Linked DNA regions of Homo sapiens: region 2 is linked to region 1. Evidence: chromatin loops called from intact Hi-C (ENCODE). Cell type or tissue: mucosa of descending colon. All regions are shown on one strand. Links, peaks and the distances in the headings refer to the core of each region. The heading gives the core; the rest is flanking DNA.

Region 1 (2,903 bases), core at 319-2,818:
ATGTGTTGTCAAATATTATCACACCTGCTTGCTTCAGAAGTAAAAACCACATACCTGTATTATTAGCCCTGAAGGCCTTTAACTAATGATTTATAATAGAGTAGCTTTAAAAAAGATGCTAATTTCCCAGACTAAACCACCCTCACAGGACCAGAGGCCCCTTACACACATTCCAACACGGGGAACACACACCATGACAACAACAGACCCCTTTTCTCGCTCCTGGTTCTTGCAGGCTCTTCTGCATCTCTGCCTCTAAACCTGGTCGTTAACACGTCCTCCAGGCCACACATGCACATGTATTACCAACGCGCCATCCACCGTGCCAGACAGGAAACACATTTGGAGGATTTTAAACAATTTTAAAATGTGCCCTCAAATTTTACAACTTGCTTGACTTGCCTGAGGGAGGAACCAAGCCCCTTATATAAATGTCACCGCAAACTGGCTTACTCCACATCCCACCCAGCTTGGGAACCTGGGGTTTCTGGGGGGTTGTTTATTTTTATTTTATTTTTCTTATTTTTTTATTTTTTAATATTTCGTCTGTGTCTTCTGTGGGCACTGGCTTTTTAAATCATGTTTATTTTATATGCTCTCCCAGTAGCCAGTGGAGAGGAGACACTTTCCTCATTCCACAGACCACCAGCCACACAGCCAGCCTAGGGCAAAAGCATTTAGCAGGCTCTGGGATGACCTATGAAGAAACATCTCAAGGAGAGGGTTTCCTGGCGGTGAATCAGACAGTTCCTAGACCCAGGTGCTGTGGGGCAGAGGAAAGGCCCCTCTTCTGGCAGCAGGGGTAGGATGGACCCCTCTAGACCTGGGAGGAGTGAAACCTCAGGGCCCCAGCCCCTGGCCTGGTGCCTTATCCACAGGATGCCCTCAGGATACCACACCAGCCTCCTCATCCATTGTCCCTTTCACTGGTTCACAAACGGGGGTCTCCAGTTAACTTCCGCTGTTGATGTTTGTTTGTTGTATTTTTCTCTTCTTTTTTTTTTTTCCTCTCTGTCACCCAGGCTGGAGTGCAGTGGTGCAATCACAGCTCACTGCAACCTCTGCCTCTGGGGTTCGAGCAATTCTTGTGCCTCAGCTTCCCAGTAACTGGGATTACAGGCGCCCGCCACCACACCCAGCTAATTTTCTGTATTTTTAGTAGAGACGGGGTTTCACCATTTTGGCCAGGCTAGTCTCAAACTCCTGAGTTCAGGTGACCCGCCCACCTCAGCCTCCCAAAGTGCTGGGATTACAGGCATGAGCCACCGCGCCTGGCCTTTTTTTTTCTTTTCTTTTTTTAAAGGTTTGTCAGGAGAAAAATGGTGATGAGGCAGAGGGAAGGAAGATCTTGGGTGTGTTCTTGACCTGTGGAAGGGTGTGGGGAGGAGCCAGATGAATGGATTTGATGAGGGCCGTGGGGCCTGGGGGGCCTGGCTCTGCACATTTAGTGACTAAGTACAGCCCAGAGTTGGAGACAGGACTCGCCCCTAACCTGTGCAAGGGGCCCAGCCCCACCTAGTGTGGTAAATTGACGGCTGTGTCCTCAGCTCCCGCCCCCTTATCCTTGACTGCCCTCACCCTAGGCAGGTGGTCCTTTGCTTGGCCCAAGCTTTCTGCAGAAGGACTCGCCTGGGCTGCTGTCCCAGGAGGGGCCATGGCAGGCCATCTATGGGGAGTGTGATGGCTGTGTGCACACTGGAGTCGGAAATTGCCACAGCCAGGAGGAACACCTCACAGGAGCGTGGCTGCCTGCGGGAGGGGCTGAGGAAGCTCCCAAATGGCTCTGTGGCAAAGCCCTCATCCTCAGAGGACTAGAAATCCCGCTGCAGGCCGGGCGGGGTGGCTCATGCCTGTAATCCCAGCACTTTGGGAGGCCAAGGCGGGTGGATCACGAGGTCAGGGGATCGAGACCATCCTGGCTAACATGGTGAAACCCCGTCTCTACTAAAAATACAAAAAATTAGCCGGGCGTGGTGGGGGGCGCCTGTAATCCCAGCTACTCGGGCGGCTGAGGCAGGAGAATGGCCTGAATCTTGGAGGCGGAGCTTGCAGTGAGCTGAGATGGCACCACTGCACTCAAGCCTGGGCAACAGAGGGAGACTCTGTCTCAAAAAAAAAAGAAAAAAGAAAAAAAAAAGAAATCCCGCTGCAGCATAGCATGGCAGCAAGTGTGCAGATCCATCCTCAGTCCAGCCCCAGGGAAGCCTGTCAGGGCCCTGTGGATAGAGGTGACTGTGAATGAAAATTAAAGATGAATCTAAAAATCAGATGATTAAAAAAAAATTGGGCCAGGTGAAGTGGCTCATGCCTGTAATTCCAGCACTTTGGGAGGCCAAGGTGGGTGGATCACTTGAGGTCAGGAGTTCGAGACCATCCTGGCCAAGATGGTGAAACCCTGGCACTACTAAAATACAAAAAATTGGCCGTGTGCAGTGGCTCACACCTGTAATCCCAACACTTTGGGAGGCTGAGGCAGGCAGATCACGAGGTCAGGAGATCAAGACCATCCTGGCTAACATGGTGAAATCCCGTCTCTACTAAAAGCACAAAAAATTTGCTGGGTGTGGTGGTGTGCGCCTGTCGTCCTAGCTACTCAGGAGGCTGAGGCAGGAGAATTGCTTGAACCCAGGAGGCGGAGGTTGCAGTGAGCCGAGATCACGCCACTGCACTCCATCCTGGCAACAGAGCAAGATTCCATCACAAAAAACAAACAACAACAACAAAAAACAAGCAAACAAACAAAAACAACAACAAAAAAAACACAAAAATTAGCCAGGCATGGTAGCATGCGCCTGTAATCCCATATACTCAGGAGGCTGAGGCAAGAGAATCACTTGAACCCGGGAGGCAGACTATGCAGCAAGCCAAGATTTCACCACTGCACTCCAGCCTGGGTGACAGTG
Region 2 (2,903 bases), core at 102-2,601, 56 kb after region 1:
TTTTCTCTGGAGGCATCCCTTCTGCCCCCAGGAACCCGCAGAGCGAGCGCCCTCCCGCACTCCCCGCAGCCCCATCCCCTGCATTATTTACTCCTGTTTCCGGAGCTGGCTGCGGGCGCCGGCGGGTGTTAGGGCCACGTGTGAGGGAGCAGGAGGAAACATCTGGCTTCCCTCTGTCCCCCAGGGGCGGGGACGCCTCTCTTTCCCTCAGGCCTACCGCCTCTCTCTCCCTCAGGCCTACCGCCTCCTCCGGGGTGGAACTGAGCCCCAGAAGTCCAGGGGCCAAGAGGTTAGCACCTTTGCCCTTCTCACCCTCAGGGCTCTGGCAGCCATGGAGTCCTCACGCCCCCTTACTTAATGATGGTGATTAGGTGGCTGTGATACCCCTGCCAGGGTTAATTGGCAGGTCAGGTGCAGGCAGCCTGCAACCAGGCAGGGTGCAGAGCTGCGACGTTGGCGCCAACCTGCCTTGTAAATGTACTCATTCCCTGAGGAAGGCGTCATTATTCCTGGGCCACATGCTGCCCATGGTGCCTACGCAGTGGGTGGCAGTAGGTGCTCAGATCCCTTGGCACTGCCCTGGCACCTGCTCTCCGGCTCCTCCCCACCCTCCCCTAGCCATAGAGATGATGCTCGCTGCTGGTCCCCACCAAAGCCAGCTCTCGTTGTGGAAGGCATGATGCCCTCTGGTGGCCGGATCCCCAGTCTCCCCCCATCCCGTCCCCCGCCACTCCCTTCCCCCCTCCCCGCCCTAGGCTGTGTCTGTGCTCACCTGGACTGGGACCTGACCCTCTGCCCAGTGCTCCCACGGGTTAGGACAAAGTCGAGGTTTGACAGTGAGACTTAGAGCCAATCCAGCCTCCCTTTAGGCCCAGAGACCAACTTGGACAACCTCGTCCTCTCCCAGAGGGTCTCATATATCACAACCCACCGCCCTCCCCAACCATCAGTACGGGTGAGTCAGAGCCAGATCTTCTCAGGGAGGCTCTCTCTGGTCTCCACTGAACTTTCCGCCTCCACTCCCAGCCTAGGGGGAGAAGAGGCTTAATTCAGGATTCAGTCCTTCCAAATGGACCAGTCTTCCGAGTCTTCTAAGAAGGCTGGCTTCCACACTGACGGACCCAGCAGCAACTAACGCCACTCCCGGCCCTCAGGGATAGCTTGCCTAGGAGGGTGCCGCTGGCTTCCAGGAGGCAGACGTGAGTCCATAGCGCCCCCTGCAGGCGTTTTGGATAAACTGCCTAGCACATCCTCCTTGGGCAGGTTACGGAAGGGCAAGTGTTCTAGCCAAAGATGGGAGTGGAGTGGGGTGGCCTCTAATCCCTGACCAAAACTCCTCTACTCACTTCTTCATCTTCACTGAGTCTTATTCCCTAACTCAGGCACCTATGGACAGGATTTTGTTTGTCAGGGCAGGTTATTTCATTCAACTAACCCACCTTTTTTTTTTTTGAGACAGAGTTTCACTGTCGTTCAGGTTGGAGTGCAGTGGCGCAATCTCCACCCACTGCAACCTCCACCTCCTGGGTTCAAGCGATTATCGTGCCTCAGCCTCCCAAGTAGCTGGGACTACAGGCACACACCACCACACCTGGCTAATTTTTGCATTTTTCATAGAGATGGGGTTCCCCATGTTGGCCAGGCTAGTCTCAAACTCCTGACCTCAAGTGATCCACCCACCTCAGCCTCCCAAAGTGCTGGGATTACTGGCTTGAGCCACCATGGCTGGCCCAACCCACCAGTCTTTATTGTCCATTATCAGGCTCTGGAAAAAACAAAGCTGACCAAGATGAGGTGTATACCCTAAAACACACGCCATTCAGCACGAGGGACGGCACCTAGGACGGGCACTCTGCATAGAGTTGTTCCTCATGACAGAGCACAGACAGGGCAGGGTGCAAGTAGCCACCTGCATTTCCATCAAGGTGGGCTCAGAGGTTGGTGTCCTTGCTCCTATTGTTTTATATACTTCGCTACAATTTAGGAAGTTCCCATTGTCTTGGCTACAAGATGGGGAAAAAATGAAAGCACCAGAACAAACAGGCTAGGAGCAGTTGATCACCTGGGGAGTCTTTCTAAACACAGCCATATGTTCATGCTGAAGTAGAACAGATAGGTCCCAGGGACAGCATCAGGAGAGAAGTCCCACCTATGCACTTGCAGCAGGGGGCTGATTTGCTTAAGGCAGGGAGCTGGAGTGGCAAAGATACCACGTGGAACCCCGTGAAACAGTGTAGGTATACGGGACCTTTCCTTCCTTTACTCTTTTGCTCCAAGATCCCTTCTGGTACTGACGGACAGGACTTCCTGCATTGCAGCCTTTACCCCTTTCCCCAAAGAACACGACTGCAGAACATTCATGTACTTTTCTTCCATGATGAGACTCACACAAGTATATGCCACTCCAGTGGCACTGACAGTATTCAACAGATAACTGGTAAAAATTAATGTGGGAGGAAGGAAAGCCTCACTATTCCCAAGGTCTGAAAACAGAAGGTGCCCAAATGTCTTAACATTCTGTACATCTAAGCTGGATACTGGTAGATGACACCCACAACATATCACAACTCACAGAGCTACAAAGAATCAACTTTATTGAACATTCAGGGTCAGTTTCTCTTCTTGCTCTTGCCTGTGACCTTGGCTGGTGTGAGGACTGGAGCTGCTGCCTGGTACAGGGTGGAGGAGATCTTGTTGATGTAGTACAGACCAACCATGGAGAAGATGAAGCTATATGGTGAAGACAGAAAGGTCATGGCACCAGTGGGCATCTGCCAGCCTGGTGCCTCCTAGGGAAGACACTAGCATCAAGGAAAGAATCCAAGTTCAAGTTTAGGAAAACGGGGAGGGAGAACAGAGAGAGAGGTAGGTGTGGAAGGAAAAACTCTGGCACCATCACAGTA

The links. Peaks named below come from ENCODE experiments on the same cell type or tissue, not always from the same donor. Only the 100,000 strongest peaks of a DNase experiment are listed, where the experiment ranks them.
Region 2: a loop joins it to region 1, with 2.5 times the contacts of the local background. A loop is called at or near these places in 51 of 110 quality-filtered maps.

Annotation. Positions count from the first base shown.
Region 1 is chr1:155,110,705-155,113,607 of GRCh38, forward strand. No RefSeq gene overlaps it. Among named protein-coding and RNA genes, the nearest start is that of EFNA1, 16 kb to the right of the region's middle. In mucosa of descending colon, for the core only: no CTCF peak of the experiment used is centred there; a DNase peak (open chromatin) is centred at 1,772.
Region 2 is chr1:155,166,831-155,169,733 of GRCh38, forward strand. It overlaps KRTCAP2 (keratinocyte associated protein 2), which reads right to left. Exons shown (of 5, transcript NM_173852.4): 5 at 2,578-2,730. The coding sequence ends at 2,610. Among named protein-coding and RNA genes, the nearest start is that of KRTCAP2, 5.0 kb to the right of the region's middle. RefSeq lists a silencer at 726-785. In mucosa of descending colon, for the core only: a CTCF peak has its summit at 1,221 (motif pointing left); DNase peaks (open chromatin) are centred at 161, 651 and 1,191.